Regions from separate parts of the Homo sapiens genome. Here region 2 is linked to region 1. The links are chromatin loops, found by intact Hi-C in ENCODE. Cell type or tissue: breast epithelium. All regions are shown on one strand. Each heading gives the region's core, and the rest is flanking DNA. Links, peaks and the distances in the headings are about the cores only. Region 1 overlaps AHDC1 (AT-hook DNA binding motif containing 1). Region 2 holds the start of LOC105376892 (a long non-coding RNA gene).

What was found. Hi-C counts contacts between places; a loop is a spot of excess contacts. Peaks named below come from ENCODE experiments on the same cell type or tissue, not always from the same donor. Only the 100,000 strongest peaks of a DNase experiment are listed, where the experiment ranks them.
Region 2: a loop joins it to region 1, with 7 times the contacts of the local background. A loop is called at or near these places in 23 of 110 quality-filtered maps.

What each region holds. Positions count from the first base shown.
Region 1 is chr1:27,590,513-27,598,829 of GRCh38, forward strand. The region is part of intron 3 of AHDC1 (AT-hook DNA binding motif containing 1); the gene reads right to left. Among named protein-coding and RNA genes, the nearest start is that of AHDC1, 9.5 kb to the right of the region's middle. RefSeq lists enhancers at 1,376-1,949, 2,524-3,097, 3,098-3,671, 4,540-4,669, 5,284-5,809 and 2 more. In breast epithelium, for the core only: no CTCF peak of the experiment used is centred there; no DNase peak of the experiment used is centred there; H3K4me3 peaks cover 4,693 bases; H3K27ac peaks cover 7,918 bases.
Region 2 is chr1:27,517,830-27,526,146 of GRCh38, forward strand. LOC105376892 (a long non-coding RNA gene) reads left to right here and starts at 4,658. Exons shown (of 2, transcript NR_188658.1): 1 at 4,658-4,717. RefSeq lists enhancers at 4,979-5,561, 7,473-8,111, 8,040-8,129. In breast epithelium, for the core only: a CTCF peak has its summit at 5,050; a DNase peak (open chromatin) is centred at 4,804; H3K4me3 peaks cover 2,513 bases; H3K27ac peaks cover 7,348 bases.

The sequences.
Region 1 (8,317 bases), core at 234-8,233:
CAGCCTGGGTTCTGCACCTCACCTCCAAGTCCGAGGGCTCTCAAGGTGAGTGTTTTGCTTCTCTCAGACTTGGGGGGTCTGAGGACAAGGCTGTGTGTCCTGCATCTGTTAAATCCCTCTTGGTCTTAGCTCTCCTTCCTGGCTGGGCTGAGAGGCATCAGGAGAGGATTTAAGGTCCAAAGTTGGGGAAACTGAGGCAGTGAAGCCCTCCGCCCTACTCATCACAATGAGTCAGAGGCAAAATCCAGTCATCTGGACTTGTCTTAATGCTGCCTAGCAATAGTGGCTGCAGCTCTTTCTTTCTCGTGGGAGGGTGCAATTTCCGGAGGGGATGAGCATCAGCTGGAGGGAGTGGGGAACAGGCAGGTGGGCTCCCTCAACCCCCAGCACCTTGGATGAGCAGTTGGAGAGCAGGTTTGCTAAGAGACTAAGGTTGAGGAGGAGAAACGAGATGCTCCATGATTTATGAGCCTAATTCTTTTCCCTTAAATTCCCCTCCAACCCCCACCTCCCAGCCCCAGCCTGGTCCCTCCAGGGCCATGCTGTGGCCCCAGGCCAATGTCAAAGCCCTAACCCATCCATCAGCTGTTGCCAGGGAGTTTCCACCCCAATGGGTTCCAAAGGGAGCGGCACAACTGACACTAGGGGCTCAGATTGATGGGGAGGGAGCATGGCCCTAAGGAGTCTGCCAACAGACCCCTGCACCCTCCTAGAAGCTGGGTGCTCACAACATCCAGGGAGGAAACTAGGCTGGTGGGTGGGGCCCAGGAGGAGGTAGCCTCCCCGCTCTGGCACCACACCCAGCCCTGCCCTTTCAAGAGGCCAGGAGACCTGGGATCCCACGGGGCCCTGCAGCTCACAGGGTGTGTGACCTTGGGTGGTGACTGCTCCTCTCTGGGCCTCAGCCTTCCCACTGCACAATGCAGAAAGTGGCTCAGATATCCCAGGTGACCACCTTTCGGCTCACCCCCCTTAGCATTAGGCCCTGCCCTCTGTCCAGAATCTGGCCCAGATGGGGTAAGGTCACAGCAGCTACCTGGAGGAGTCCTCACAGCCACCCAAGTCAGAGCTGAAGAGTTTATGGTGATCACCCCTCCACCACATGCCCATTTTCCAGTCCCTGAGAGAGGATCTGGAGTCTGCACCAAGACCTGAGTTTTACTGGTGGGGTGGTTAAGAGCACATGTTCTAGGGACATACAGACCCGGATTAATGCCCTAGCTGCACCAGTAACTTGTTATATGAAGTCCTGTGCCTTTTCTCAGCCTCAGATTCCCCATCTGTAAAATGGGGTAATAGTGCCTCTCTCCTAGGACTGTTGAGTTGAAATGAGAAAATGCATGCAAAGGCCTTGGCACAGTGCCTGACACATAATAAGTGCTTGAACAATGGTAGCGATCATAATTGTGGTTAGTATTAACATAAATCCAGTGGCCAGGGAGAAGGGGGAAGAGGGATCCCCGACCTGGCTGGAGGCGATCCAGCTTCATCCTTGAGCCAGGTCAGGACCCCCAGGGTCTCAGCCCAGAAGGGCCAGCCGAATTCCTCGAAGCCCCCTAGCTGTCTCCCCTATTTGTTAAAGGCCTCTCATTAGTGAGCCTAGGCACCTGCCCCTCCACAAGTAATAAGCCTCATTAGTATCTTAGCCCCAAGCTCTGAGCCCAGAGTCTATGTGTGTGCACACGCATGAGGGTAGGGGGCTGCAACAGGCCACCAGCCAGGAGACAGCATCCTCGCCAACCACACCCCCTGCCTGTCATCCACAGAGCCCGTCACCACCCAGCTTGTCACCTGCCTGCCTCGCACCCGCACCACCTGTCACCCACCCAGCTCGTCACCCACCCAGCCCATCACCTGCACCACCTGTCACCCACCCAGCCTGTCACCGGAGCCGCCTGACAGACATCTGGGTGGGGGACAGGAGATGGGGAGGAGAAGACCACAGGGGTGCGGAGCTGGGGGCCCCAGAGACCCTGTGGGACCCCCACTTCAGCTCGGCATCCTGCAGCATCGCCATGGCAACCTCTCAGCCGCAACCACTTTCCCAAACATCCCCCGCCCTCCCCCCCCCAGGCCCTGCTCTTAGCTGAGCTGAGGCTGAGAAGAGCCTGAGTGACAGCAGAATGGGGCAGGAAGGAGGGGGCTCCCCAGCTGGCTGGCCTTGACCACCCTTGCACCCCTCTGGACTCGGTTGCTCCATCTGCAAAATGGAGGGGCCGGAACGCAGGAGGCCCCTGTAGACAGGTCATCCCTCTCTAGCCTGGATTGGCTGAGCCGGCTGCCGGTTAACCTGTGAGGGCTGGGGGTGGGACGAAAGGACCCAGGGTTTCTGGGTTCTTCCGCACTCCTCTACCTCGGGCCCAGCTCAGAGAGGCTTGGGCCCCTGGCCCAAGCTCACACAGCAGACGAGGAGGCGCAGGCTGGACGGGAGAGGGGCTCTGCCAAAGGCCTGCCAGCTGGAGGTTCCATACTGGGTGACCCAAGGTGACCAGGGGCAGAGTTGGCCCCACCTCCGAGCTGCATTATTTATAAAACCCAGAGCAAGGAGCTGAGCAACAGCTGCGGTGCTGCCCCTCCAGGGGACACAGGCCTCGGTGGAACGGAGTAGACACGGTGTCTCCTCAGGGAAGGCCCCTAGGGTCCCGGGCTCCCTCCAGGGCTGGCTGGGGCAGGGGCTGAGGTGGGGAAGGGGGAGCAGCTCCGTCCCTCCCCTCCCCCTCCACTCCTCCAGGCAGGCAGCGATAGGATTACTTCTGCATGACTGCCCGCTCCACAGGGTTCCAGAGACCCTCCTGCCTGCAGCAATCTTTAAAATTCCTCCAGCCCAACCTCTCTCCCTCTCTCCCTGCAGTGAATGCCCCAGAGTCTACCGCAGTGTGCCCACTGCTGCCGCCACCACTACCCCCAGGCAGGCTGGGACCCAGGTCCCTGGTGTCCATGGGCAAAGATGGACCCATTCTCAGGGCGTAGCCGTGTGTCCCTCAGAACCCTAAGACCCAGGCCCTGGCCCATTCCCTCTGGCCCTTGGTGCTGCCCCAGTCCCACAGCCACGGCTCCAGCTGGGGTCAGGCATGCCAGCTGTGCCAGGGCGGATGGGCACATATGTGCAAACACCCCCGGTGGGTCTTGGCATGCCTGCCCATGGGCTTTGCTGCCAGAACCTGGCTGCCCCACCTCTGCTCTGAACCCCTCCCTATCTCACCAATCCCTGCTATCCCCCCAGGGTGGGCAGACAGCTGGGCTAAGCCAGTGCCTGCGGCTCCCCAGGGCACAAGAGGCAGGCAGGAGATCGATTCACTGAATTTTTTAAGGCCCTAATGGAGCCTGCATCCCAGGACTTGCTGGGCTGGGACACAGGCGATGTCTTGGGGACCCTTCCCACAGCACTGCAGTTGCTTCTTCTTTAGGGTCTTGGGGATCAGTGGAGCCCTTCTGTGAGCCTTCCCTCAGCAAGAGAGGAGGCACGAGGGACCTCTAGGAAAGAGAAGGGATTTGGGGGCTGTGAGCAATACCCAGAGCCCCCCTATCTCCCCAGTCCTAATGCAGGCAGAAGCAGCTCAGCCTCTAAATCACTCCCCTCATGCTGCCCTCTGAGGCGGATTCTGTGCATCTGTAATTAGGGGGTGGAACAGATGGTGGAGATTCCGTTTAAAATCATGCATCTAGTAAAGTAACCTTCACTGTCGGAACTGACTCCCAGGGAGACCAAGCCCCGCAGCCTGGATTTGGGGGTGGGGGGTAGTATGTCAATCCAGCACCTTCCCCATCCCTCTCCCTGAAGCCCCAGGCCCCATGTCCCTCTCAGGTGAGCCAAGGGGTTGGGGGAGGGAGGCAGTGATTTGGCAAGCACTTGAAAAAGTGTGGGCTGGGGGCAACTCCCCCTGTCCCTCTCTCCCACATACATGCCAGAGCCAGGGCAGGGCTGGGTACTGAGAGTTCCTGGCTGAAAGACCAGGATGACCAGGTGCCAAGGGGCTCTGCCCCCACCCCAAAGAGGCCCCAAACCTTTAAGCCCAGGCCAGGGTGCCCAGAGCACAGGGTCTTGGGTGGGGCAGCTTTGAACCAGATGTCCAGCCTCACTGTCCAGGAATGAAAGGCCTGGGGCGGTGAAGGGGTGGAGATGCCTCCCCAGGCAGAGGAGGCTCTGGGAAGAGCGGGAGGCCTGGGCAGCAGAGAGAGAGAGAGCGAGAGCACACAAGAGTGAGCAATGTGTGTGACAGGCTGAGGCTGTCTAGGGGAACAAGGTGGGGGAGAGGGTGTGCTGGAATGTGCCAACGGTGGGAGTGAGGGCTGCAGAAGGATTAGGCGGGGTATGTGACAGGGTGCCGTGGGGTGCAGGCGGAGCACAGAATGGGTGCAGGGTTGTGACTAGCTGAGGCTGTCTTTGTGTACAGGTGTGGTATCGGGGTGTTTGGAGAGGTGTAGGGGTGTCCCTGGGCCCTTAGGTGGCTGAGGAAAAGTACCGGAGCTGAGACTGTCTGGGAAGCGGTGGGGCCGGGCCATTAGGACTGCCTGTCGAGGAGGTGCCGGGATCCAGGAGGCAGTGTGCACAAGTTTCAGGAGGTATTAGAAGCTTCGGGGCCTGATCTGTTAGAGATATACTAGAACCGAAGCCATGTCTGTGTGTTTGAGGCAAATGTTGTGGCTACAGAGGGTGTTCTTGTTTGAGTGGGTGTTTGAAGCAGTGAGTGTATGTGTGTTGTAGGGGGAGGCTGTATGTTTGGAAAGGTATAGGGGATGATACCGGTGTTTGGGGAAGTGCTGAGCTATAGCTGGGAGAAACGTTGGGGGCTGTGGGCAGAGTGTGTGTGTCTGGGGAGGTGTCAGGGCTTTGAGGGTATGAGTCAGTGGGAAGGTAGCAGGGCTGTAGCTGGGTCCTGGGTGTATCTGGCAGTGTTGGGGTTGGATAGGGGGTTGATATGCTGAGGGTGTGATAGCTGTGTGTGTGTGTGTGTGTGATTGTGTGTGTGTTGGGGTGTTTAGGGATGTATTGGGGGGTCATAAAAATGTGGGTTTTGGTTAAGTACTAGGGCTGTGAACATGTGCCTGGAAAGGTGTTGTGGTTGGTGGAGGATGCACTGTGGTTTTGGGGAGGAGCTGGGGAGTGTCTCTGGAAAGGTTATTGGGATTTTAATTGGGTACCTGCAAGGGTCTGGGGAGGCGTTAGAGACCTGAGGTCCCTCCATACGTGGGAAGGGAAGAATGGGTCTCTGATATCAGAGATGTGCCACAGGCTATCGTCCGTGCATGCACAGGTATGAGGGCTGTAACCAGGTTCCTGGTGTCAGGGAGGTGTTGCAGGTTGTGGGTAAGCATGTGGTGGTTGTGTGTTTGGGGGTATGTGCATGTGAGGTAGCTGGATGTCGGGGGGTATCTGTATGTAGAGTGTGTGTGTGGAAGTGTGTGGGCTGGGTGTTGTAGGTGGAGCAGTTGTGTTTTAGAGGTGTTAGAGCTGTGAGTGTGTATGTGGGGCAGTTGTCTATTTAGAAGGTGTTGGGAGCTGTAACTGAGTCCCTGGACCCCAGAGAGGTGATGGGGCTGCAGGGTTTGTGTGTGTTAGGGGGGATGCCCCTCTGGGAGAATGAAGGGCAGCATCCTGGCCTTTGCTCCGGGGCCTAACTGGGGGCTACCCGCTAGAACCCCTATGGTATGGGGTGCCTGTGCGGGGGTGTTGAGACAGGCAGTCCATCTGTCTCAGCCTGTGCCCAGGCCCAAGGAGCAGAGCTGCCTCCTCGCTCCCTGGGGGGCAGCAGCGGATCCAAGCCCACCCATCTGCCTTCAGATGGTCGAGGCAGGAGCCTCCACAAAGCTGCCTGGAGGGCAGCACTGCGTTTGAAGAGACACAGGCTGGGGGTGGGGGAACTGCACAGCAAACAGTCCTCACGGAGGCTCCTTTAAAAACCACTGACGCCAGAAGAGAGGAAGAGGGAGGACAGGGGCGGGTATGTCTGTCCTTGTGCATCTGTGTGGGTCAGTGCCCAACTTCCAGGCCGGGGGCCCCTTCCCACGTGCTTGTGCTGGATGTTCCTGTTCAGGTAGCACTCAGGCCTTGGAAAACACTGCTCCAATCCAGGCAACAGGCTCCCAGCCTCACACCTGAACTACACCCTCATATCTGCATAGTCCCTACACTCACACGCACTCATACACCTTCCCACATGCATGCCTGCCACTGCACGCTCACACATGCAGTTTGCCCCATGCCCTTAAACCTTCATATATGTACCCCCATCACACATACCCCACCCTGCAAAACCCACAGTTACACACACCCATCTTACACACACACCTATCACATAAACGTGCATCCACACATACATACCTGACAAGTCACTCTCACACACACACCCACACACTCCACACACCTTGGAGCTCCCTGTCACACCCGTACCCTATCTCACATACACCCAGTCTCTCTCACACTCCATGAGGACACTCGCCATCCCTTCTACCTGCACATGCAAGCACATGTTTATACACATATGCCTCACCACCTTTGAGACAGCTCCCCACTACCCAAGCCACTGGGCATTTCTCTGTGTCCAGGTCAGGCCCTGAAGCTTTCCAGAAGGGCTCTCACCGACTGAGAGGACCTTCTGCCTCCCCACCTTGCCAGCCGGGTTAGAGTATGGGGGTGGGGGGCAGGTGGCAGGGGGAGGTTCTGTGTGCTCTGGTGTGACTGCCACTGTATGTAGGAGGGTGTCCCATGACAGGGCCTGTGAGTCAACACCTGTACAGGGAAGGAAGCACAGGTGCGTGTTCACCAGCTATGTTCGTGAGATGCAGAATGAGTGTGAGGGTGGAGATTTACATGTCACAAATTTGTGTGTGTGTGTGTGTGTGACAGTGTGAGAGTGTGTGTGTGAGAGAGAGAGAGAGAGAGACGCAGGGCCTGTGTAGACAGGTGTGACCGTGGGGGCTGCGTTTATACGAGGGGCATCCCCCGGGTGAATGTGAGGGGGTGTTTCCCAAGACAAGAGAGGTGCACATGTGCATCTGGTGCAGGGGTCAGGGCTGCAGGCCTCTCAGCAACCCCCTCCCCCTATGAAAAGAGGAGCAGGGAGCAAGGGGCTCTGGGCGGCTTCTCTCTCTTGCTCTTTCTCCCTGACCTCTTTAGCAGCTGGAAACTGAGCCGGGGGTGGAAGGAATGGAGACTTGGCTGGCCTGGGGGTTTGGGGAGGGAAGAGGGAGAAAACACCTTCCAGATTCTCATCAAATCCCTGTTTGTGGTTTGCAGCCTGCAGTCTTCTCCCTCCCTCTCCCTCCCTCTCTCTGTCTGTCTGGGTTTCCCCCTTTCTTTATCTCTTCCTGTCTCTCAGCCTCCCCATCTCTCTCCTTCTCCATCTCAGTCACTCTGTCTCCTTTCTTTTCTCTAAGTCTCTGTCTTCCATTTTTCTGCCTCCTCCTCTCTCTGCCAGCACCTCTGTCTGTCCGTCTCTCCCTGTCCCAGTCCATCTGTCCGTCTCTCTCCGTCTGTCTGTGTGTGGGTGTCTCTGTCCATCTGTTTCACCACCCATCTGTCTGGCTGTCTGTGTTAGTCCTTCCAAGGGTGCCCACTCGCTCCCCAAGGCACCCTCCCCCAGGTCAGCAAGGCCTCTCCTGGCTCAGGGGGTGGGGAGGGGGTGCAGAGCTGCAGCTTCTGGAAGCTTCAGTGGCAGCTGGGCTGAATTGGGAGTTCGGGGCCAGCCAGCTGCAGAAGCAGCCCCTCCCCTGGGCTCCCAGGCCAAGGACCCCAGAGCAGAAGAGGAGAGAAAACAGGGCCTCATTGCAGTTGGGTTTGTGTGTGTGGTGGAGGGGGCTGGAAGGGGGCTGGAGGGAGGCAGGGCCTCACTTTACTCTCACTTCACCATTGCCCCCGGAGCCAGGCCCTGCAGGAGAGGGATCCTTGATGCCCACCTTCCTCATCCCCTGGCCAATGGAAGAGATGCTGGGATCCAGGAGGGAGGGGCCAGGAGAGGCCAGGCCTTGGGCGAAGGAGGGGCTGGGAGCCAGGGCTTCCTGTCAGCTGGGCTGGAGGGGGGCTCCTTCCCTCCTCCTTTCCAGGCAGTCCCTGGGGACCCCTCCTGCTCTGGTCCCAGTTCCAGGCATGAGGGGTTGTTCTTGCCAACTGCACTGGGGCCATTCCCACCTCCATCTACCCATAGGGACGTGGGGGGATCACACCAGTGTCACCCCCACAACAGTGGAGGCTGGTTTTGGCCATGTAGTGACCCTGGCCCTGTCTAGGCACTGGCCATCCTGAATCTAGCACCTCACACACAAATATATACAGTGCATCCCAGTGCTCACCGCCTGCCCAAGCCCCCCAACACCAGCA
Region 2 (8,317 bases), core at 225-8,224, 73 kb before region 1:
AGTAGAGACGGGGTTTTGCCGTGTGGGGCAGGCTGGGTCTCGATCTCCTGACCTCGTGATCTACCCTCCACGGCCTCTCAAAGTGTTGGGATTACAGGCGTGAGCCACGGTGCCTGGCCTTATTGCGCCTATTTTAGAAAGGTGATTCTAGCCGCAGTGTGGAGCGTGAGCTGTACGAGGAGAGCCTGGCTGTCGGGGAGCAGATCTGAGCACGCTCCTCACCAGCCCTAGCTCAGGCTCGGACCTCTCTGACTTCCTGCCTTCCCACGTGCTCTTGCCTCTGCTTAGAGTATCTTTCCCTTGACTTTGCCTGGCTAACTCCTTGCCCACCTTCAGGTCTCAGTTTAGCCAGCACTTCCACCCGGAAGCTCTACTAGACACCCCTCCCAGTCCAGATTAGATGCTCCTACTTACTCCTCCTCTGTGCTTGCAGACCTGCCCACCTGCCTGCCTCGTCGACTGGACTCTGGCCAAGGGCAGGGACTGTGTGGCACTGCTCACTGCTGTATCCACAAGGCCCTAAGGCATAATGCCTGGAGCCTCAATCCATGATCGGTAGGGAACGAATGAATGGCTAAGCCTGTTGGGGCAGGTGTGATAGTTTGAGTGAAAGTGACAGGGTCTGCGGTGGCAGCGAGGAGAGAAGAGACACGATAGAATTGACGGGACCCAGGAATCATGAGAGGAGAACACAGGGAGAGAAGAAGGAGTTGGTGATGACTCAGAGGTGTTTTTTTTTTCACCTGGGTAAGCCCTGTGCCTCTAACCAAGATAGGAGCCATGGAGGAGGGGGTTGGAGGGAGGGAGGGAGGAGTAGGCCAGGGCAGAGGGGCAGGGCGGAGCCTTACCTTGGTAGGAGACTGGGGCCCTGGCCCAGGCCGTTCCTTGGAGTATTCTTCCCTTCTGGGATGCTGTGCACACTGATGGATCCTCAGCAATGTCTGTGACTGTCCAAATGCTGCCACCTTGACCACTCTAACTCGGCTGCCTCCCCTACAAATTATTCTCTACCAATGCACTCTCTCCACTTCCTCCCAACTCTCATGATTGTAATCGTGTATCCGTTGACTTGTATTTTATTCTCAGTGTGTCTTCCTCACTAGATTGGAAGTTCCATGAAGGCAGGGATCTCGCTGGTTTTATTGACCATGTATACCTGGCAGGCTCCCTGGCACATAGTAGGTGCTCAAAAAATATTTGTTGAATGAATGAGTGATGAATGAATGAATGAATTCTTTGAATGCCATGATAAAGAATTTGACTCTTAGCCTCCAGGAGACGGGGATCCATGGAAAGTTCTAAAGGAAGGCAGTGTCAGGATGCAGCTCGTATTAGAAAGCTCACCCTGGTCGCTGTGTGGAAGATGGATTGGGGAGGGAACGCGGGAGACTAGAGGAGGGGGAATTGAGGAGCCACTGGGGGAGACAAAGACATAGCACTTGGGGCTGGGCCTGGGAGCCCCCCTGCCTGTGAGGGCCCTGAGCCCCCTCCCAGTCCTTCCCCATCCCCCTGCCAGGCCTGTTGTCTCTGAGCCCAGCGGCAGGCGGGCGGTGGGAAGAGCAGGGCTGGCAAAGCTGACACTCACTAATCACGGCCCTCACCCCGGAGCCGCACTAACTGTCTGGTCTCCATGGAGACACGGCAACCTCCGGCCACTTGTTAATGGCAGCTCAACAAGGCTGCAGCGACAGGGACGGGCCTGACCAGCGTGCCCAGCTCCACACTACCTGTCCCAGCCTGGCCCTCTGCAGAAGACCTCAGGGGCACCAGACCTGGGGGACAGGACCGGAGGTCTGGTGGCTGGACGTCTCCCCAACCCCTCCGTGGCCCCGCCTCCCCTGGCACTGCCAAGCAGCGAGAGGGCAGAGGCAGCCTCTGCCCAGGCTGACTCCTCTGCAGGGCTGCTGGGAAGCTGAGCTCATGCAGGTCACCCAGGCAAGGCCAAAGGGCTGGAGGGGGATGGTGAGGAGTGGAGCGGGGACCTGCCCACAGCCCACACACTAGCAGAGTGGAGGAGGGCGTGCTTTGCCTGCCCTGACAACCCTCTGCTCTGCTAGCCTGAGGCAGGGGCCCAGTTGGGAACCATCTGTCCAGAACCTCTTCCCGGTGCACTGTCACTACATCTGAAATGCCACCGTTAGCAACGCACTCCTTCGGGAGGCAGCATGGCATAGCACAAAAAACACTGGTTTTGCCGTCAAGCAGGCTTGGGTGCAAGGCCTGACTCTGTTTCTCTACCTCTAAGCATTGATTTCCCCATCTGTAAAATGGGGGTAATCATTGCACATACAGGCTAACTCTTCCTCTTCCTGGAAACCTGAGCTCATTACCTGTGATGCCTCCCCCAGAATCTTCTTCACCCCCACAAACCAGCAGGGCCTCCTCCACAGTCCCCGGGCTCATCCCACAGCATGCTGCACCTGCCTGTGACTGTCCCACATTTGTCCTTCCCACAGACTGAGCCCTGTGGGGTTGGGCAGAGTGAGCCTCAGGAGAGGGTGGCGAAAGAAACAAAGGAAGGGCATGGGGGCCTCCCTCGGTCTTCTGCCTTTGCACCCTCCTTCAGTGCAGGTTGAAGACTTTCTTTCCTTCTCTCCTTCAGACCTTTGTTCCTCCATCTGTGTGTCTATCCATCCGGCCTGCAAACTCTCTCCAAGCCCTTCCCTTTTGCGGGACCTCAGAGAGGATGCAGATCCCACCCCAAACTAAAGGTGAGGCAGAGACCCAATTCCAGGGCTCTGGACACCTGAGGCACACCCATGGCTGGCTGGGGACCTTGGCACAGCTGCCTCCTCCCTCGGTCACTCCTTAGGCAACACTCCAAGCTGAAAAGGCCCTTGGAGATCATCTCCTCCTTTCCACGACAGCCAGCCAGATGAAGAAACTGAGGCCTGGAGAGCCCAAGATCCCATAGCAGTTCTGTTTTTGAGCTGACAATGTACCAATTATGCGGGCCTGCTGGGGAGGCGGCTTTTGGCTCTCCCGGCCCTGCTGACAGCTGTGTTCCCAGTGGCAGCTGGAATGCTGGTGGGAGGCCTGTCTGGCCTTTGCACCCTGACTCCCCAGGGCAGAGCCAGGTGGCTCTAGTGGGGCCCAGGGCTGGGAGGTGGTGTGGGCAGACAACCCTGAAGGGTGAGTTGGGGCATGGGATGGCTGGAAGAGAAGGGAGGCAGTACTGATTTTGGAGACTAAAGCAGAAGCCCTGAGGTCTTGTTCCAGCTCTGTCACTCTCTTGCTGGGTAACCTTGGGTGGATTGTTTGACCTCTCTGAACCTTAGTTTTCTTATTTATAAAATGGTGCTAATTTTGTAGATTGAAAACCTTTTATCAATAGTTGTAGCCATACAGAGGTGAAGAATTTTTATTGTTGGGCTGAAAGGCTAAGATTCCAGAGGGGAAGGGACTAGCCCGAGGCCACAGAGCACTGAATTGGATGCAAGGATTTGGACCTGGAGGAGTGTCCAGTCCATACTATCCACTTGCTGAAGGGGCAAATAGAGCCAGAGAAGGGGAGCAAGTTCCCCAAGGTCACTCCGTGAGTCTGGGGCCAGTGTGGGCCCAGAGCCAGGCTGTGCACGAGGTCCCCTGCCCAGCTGCCTCGCTTGCTCATCCAGCCCCCTTGGTTTTGTCTCCCCCAGTGAGTGGGCGCAGAACGGGCCCAGCTTCCTTCCTGCCGCCCTGCCTGCCGTCTGCCACGTTGGCATCCACCCTCAGCCTTCTCGCCCCTGCTGCTGCTGCTGCTGATGCGGCATCAGCCGAGACCAACCCGCCGAGAGTTTGCCCAGAGCAGTCAGGGCTGCCGGAGCCGGGGCTGGGCTGGCTGGCTGACTCTGCCAGACAGGAGGGAGCGAGCCAGCCGGTGGAGGGAGGGAACAAGGGCTGAGCCAGCCCCCAGCCTTCCCAGCCCTTCCCCACCCTCGCCGGCCAAGGGAAGGAGGCAGGAAGCTGGGGTTGGGGGCCAGGGGACTGCAGTGTCTGAGAATGAGGTTCCGATAGCTGGGTCTGTCTGTGGGAGCATGCACACATATGTGTGTGCATGGAAGAGCACGTTGGGGTGGTTTGTGAGTCTGTGTTTGCCTCAATGTGCACAGGTGATGATGCTATGTGTGTGGGTTTGTGCCGACATCGGGGGCCACTGTGTGTTTGTGTAAGCACAAGGGAAAGCTGTATGCCCTGAGTTTGAACGCAGGCCTGTGTACAGAGACGTGCGAGATCTAGCAGTGTGTGCACATGGTAGCAGATGGGCACCACGTCAGTGCCAATAAATCTTTGTATGCACAAAAGAGTCGGTACATGTGCCTGAGTTTGTGTATGTCACATCTGGGTGTGTTGGGAGCCCCTGTGATTTTATGGTGTACAAGAGGATAACAGCATAACTGTGGGTTTGAGCTTGTCTGTGTATGTGCAAGGGACAGTGTGTGTGCAGAAGGGAACTCTGCAGGTGGCTGGGATTTTGTGCATGTCTTGTGCCCAGGAAGGCACAGTACTGGTGGTGTGGGCTAGTCCAAATGTCCAGAGGATGGGTATGGGCGCCTCTGTGCCCAACAGACTTTGTCTGTGTGGTTGTTGAGAGTGACTCAGGGGAACACTGTGTGACTGTATATGCTTGGCTGTGTGTACAGGGAACAGGCAGCACAGGCATTGTGTTTCTGTGGTTGCATTTACACAGGGCGGTGGCGGCGGCGGTGGTGGTGATGGTGACGGTGCTGTGCTACAGGTTTGCACTTGTTTCTCTATGTGGCAAGGCCCTGCGTGTGACTGCGTTTGTGCGTGTCTGTGAGCACGGTGCGCTGGAAACTGCGTGCTTGGGTCTGTGGCAGGCTGAATGGAGGAGGGCGGAGGGAGTCCATGGCTATGTTTGTACTTGTCTGTGAGCCCGGGGTCAGATGCGCTCCATGTGCTACCTCCTGTGTGCACAGGTGGCCGCTGTGTCCAACCGTGTCTTTGTGTGTTTCGGGTTGCCTGAATGTGCACAGGCGGAGGACATGGAGGGGGGGATTTGAGTGCGTGCCTGTGCAGGCCCCTTTAACGTGGCAAGTCTAAGAAATGTCGGCCTTCTTGGCAGCGAATCTGGGCTTGGTTCCACTGGGGGCGTCTGCAGAGAGGGGCTCTTAGAAGGGACGTGCTTGAGCGAGAGAGACAGGAAGGGAAGGGGGGGCCAGCCCCAGCTCGGGGTTTCCAGGAGGGAAAGCCAGACATTGGAACTTGTCAACGCTACCTCCTTCCCTGCCCCCACCTTCCACTGCTGCCTCCCCTCCTGGCGCCTGAAGGCTGCTGGCAGACGGACAGACAGACAGACAGTGCACACATAGACTGGCTCATAGGCACAGAGCCCAAACCTGAGCCCCTAAATGCACAAGCCTGGACACTGAGGTCCAGAGAGGGCAAAGGAAGTAGCTGAGTCTCGGAGGAGCACATGTGTTTATGCATGTTGGGGGCAGGGGGTGCTGTTGGCCTCTGGTGCTTCAACCCAGACTGGAGCCCAGGCCTAGGGCGGGGAAGAGGCTGTGGAGAGCCTCTGGGGAGGGGCTTTTATGGCTCTAACCAGGCCCTCAAGGCCCCCAGCTCCTCTCCCTGTTTATACAACTGCTGCAGTGTCTTTGAGAGTCCTGTTGCCTCAAAAAAACACCTACCGCAACTCCCTGTTTGTACAGAGGCAGAAAAGACCCAGAGAGGAGCAGCAGCTGATCCAGGGTCACACAGCAGAACCAGGACTGGAATCCAGGGCTCCTTCTCCTAGCTGTGCATGTTGGCCCATGGGCCACTTAGTCTTATCTTTCCCTTGGTCCATTTATCTTTTCTTCCTCCCAGGTCTTCGGGATATGACAACGACCTCTTTTTTGTGTTGCTTTTGTTGCCCAAGTGATATGTCTGTCTGCCTGTTAGTCCATCTGTTTGTCACAGGGCTTCAATACCCTCTGGCAGAATACGGAAGAGAAGAGGGCTTGGTTTTTGGCCAAGGGCTATTGGAGAGATAGGGGTGGGATGGGGAGACAGAGAAACAGAACGAAAGGAATTTGAGACGAGAGGAAGGAGGAGAGAAGAGCAAGGGGAGGGCACTGGCGGCAGAGCTGAGAAGCCCAGGCTGCCCTTTACCTCCACCTCCAGCCTGGGCACAGGGGCGAGCTCTGAGCTCAGAGACTCTGAGTCCTGCCTCTTGGGGCCTTGGGGAGAGGACCCCAGGGCTCCTGTAGGGTCTGGGCCCAACCCCCAAACCCTGGGGGCAGCTGGGTTGGAGTCCTGGGGTCAGTATTCGGGGTGCAGGTGTGGGGTGCAGTGACCGAACTGCCCTCATGGGAAAAGGAGGGAGGGGATTGCAGGTACCTAGGGGGCATGAACCTGGGCATGCGTTGACTTAGTGTGTGTGGTCTCTTTGCAGCAGGGTTGTTGAGAGTGTGCGTGAGGTTGCGAGTACGCTAGGACTCTGTGTGGACACCTATGAACATACATGACCCAGTGGCAGACAAGCTGGGATTTCAGTGGGGAGGGGAAGGACTGCAGGAATGTGTGTCTATGACCGGCAGGGAGTGGTTGTCTATGTGTGGAAGGATTTGTGTGAACCTGCCTTACATGTTCTTGGGGAGGCTGTATCCTGTGTATGTAGGCAGGTGAACTGTATAGCTCTGTACAATTGTGTGTGGTGTGTGTGTGTGTGTGTGTGTGTGTGTGTGTGTCTGGATGAATATGTACCATGTGTTTGAATTGCTTAAGTATTTACATGTTAAATGTGTAACTGCATATAAGTGTGGATGTGTATACATGTTTGTAATTGTCTTGAGGTATATGTGTGGAGTTACCTGTATGAGTCTTGCCTGTAGGTTGTGTGTGCAGTTGTGTGTATTTGTGGAGCAGTGAATATTAGGAAGCTGTTCACATGTGCGGTTGTGTATTTTGGGGGATTAGGTTATATGTGTCGTTCTTTTTGGATGGAGTTTCACTCTTGTCACCCAGGCTGGAGTGTAGTGTCAGGATCCCGGCTCACTGCAACCTCTGCCTCCTGAGTTCAAGCAATTCTCGTGTCTCAGCCTCCCGAGTAGCTGGGATCACAGGTGTGTGCCACCACGCCTGGCTAATTTTTGTATTTTTAGTAGAGACGGGGTTTTGCCATGTTGCCCAGGCTGGTCTTGAACTCCTGGCCTCAAGTGATCTGTCCACCTCGACCTCCCAAAGGGCTGCGATCACAGGTGCGAGCCACCGTGCCTGGCCTATATTTGTGGTTCTTAAGGCTATACTTTATTTTTTATTTTTTGTTTATTGTCAAACTTCCCCTGTCAGAATGTAAACTCTATTAGGACTGAAATTTTTATCTATTTTGCTAACTATTTTGCTAATCTATTCCTAGTGTCCAGAATAGGGCCCAACACTTAGTAGGCACTGTATACATATTTCTCCAATGAATGATGAATGAAAGTGTGCATGCTTGGCAGGGTGTGGGAAGTGTGTTAGGTGTATGAATCGTGCGTGTGTGTCTGGGTGTGTGAATGGATAAATTTTTTGTGTCTTGAGTGTGTGAGGTTTCTAGCATAAGTGGCCTATGAACCAAGTACGTGCACAGGTGCATGTGTGTCTAGGCGTGTGACTGTGTACCTGAAGCTGGGCCACGTCTGTGAGCATTGCACACAACTGTGTGCATGCACAGTTGTGTGTGCTTGTACATGGGGGTGGGAAGGCGCTGTCGGCTTCTCCCAGCCTTCAGCACTCACTCAGCTTCACCCCAGGTCGCCTGCTGCGAAATGTCAGTGGCAGAGAAGCTAAAAATATCTGCTCTCCTCCTTCTGCTCACTGCTTGGGCTGATGGGACTGTGGGGCCCCAGCCGGCCCCTTGGGCCCTGCGGGGAGGAGGAACTGCTGGATGAGGGGGCGGGGCACAGGGGAAGGAAGGGAGGCCCTCCTTCGTACACACCCTTCCCCCTTTCCTCTTGGGCTCCAAAGCCAGGCTTCAGGCTCACCTCTTTCAGGAAGCCCTCAAGAACCCCCCAGGAGCTGTGTGTGTCTGTGTGTCTGTCTACCTGGCAAGGAGATATGGCCCCCATCAGACTGGAGCTCCACAGAGCAGGTCTGTGCCTCTTCTGCCCATCCAGGGACTCCAGGGGACAGAGCTCTGTCTCCTTCAGGCCAGGGGCTCCCAGGGAAAAGGCTGGTGCTGTCTCCTCCCTAAGCCTGAGGGTTACGGATGCAGCCCAGGCCAGACAGGGCTTCACTGGGCTCTGGTTCTGGGGCCACTAGGGCCCTCTGACCCCAGGGCAGATCTGCTGTGATGATGAGCTTGTGGGTAGGGAGGAGTCTCAGCTCTGCCCACACCACACCCTAGGCAGGC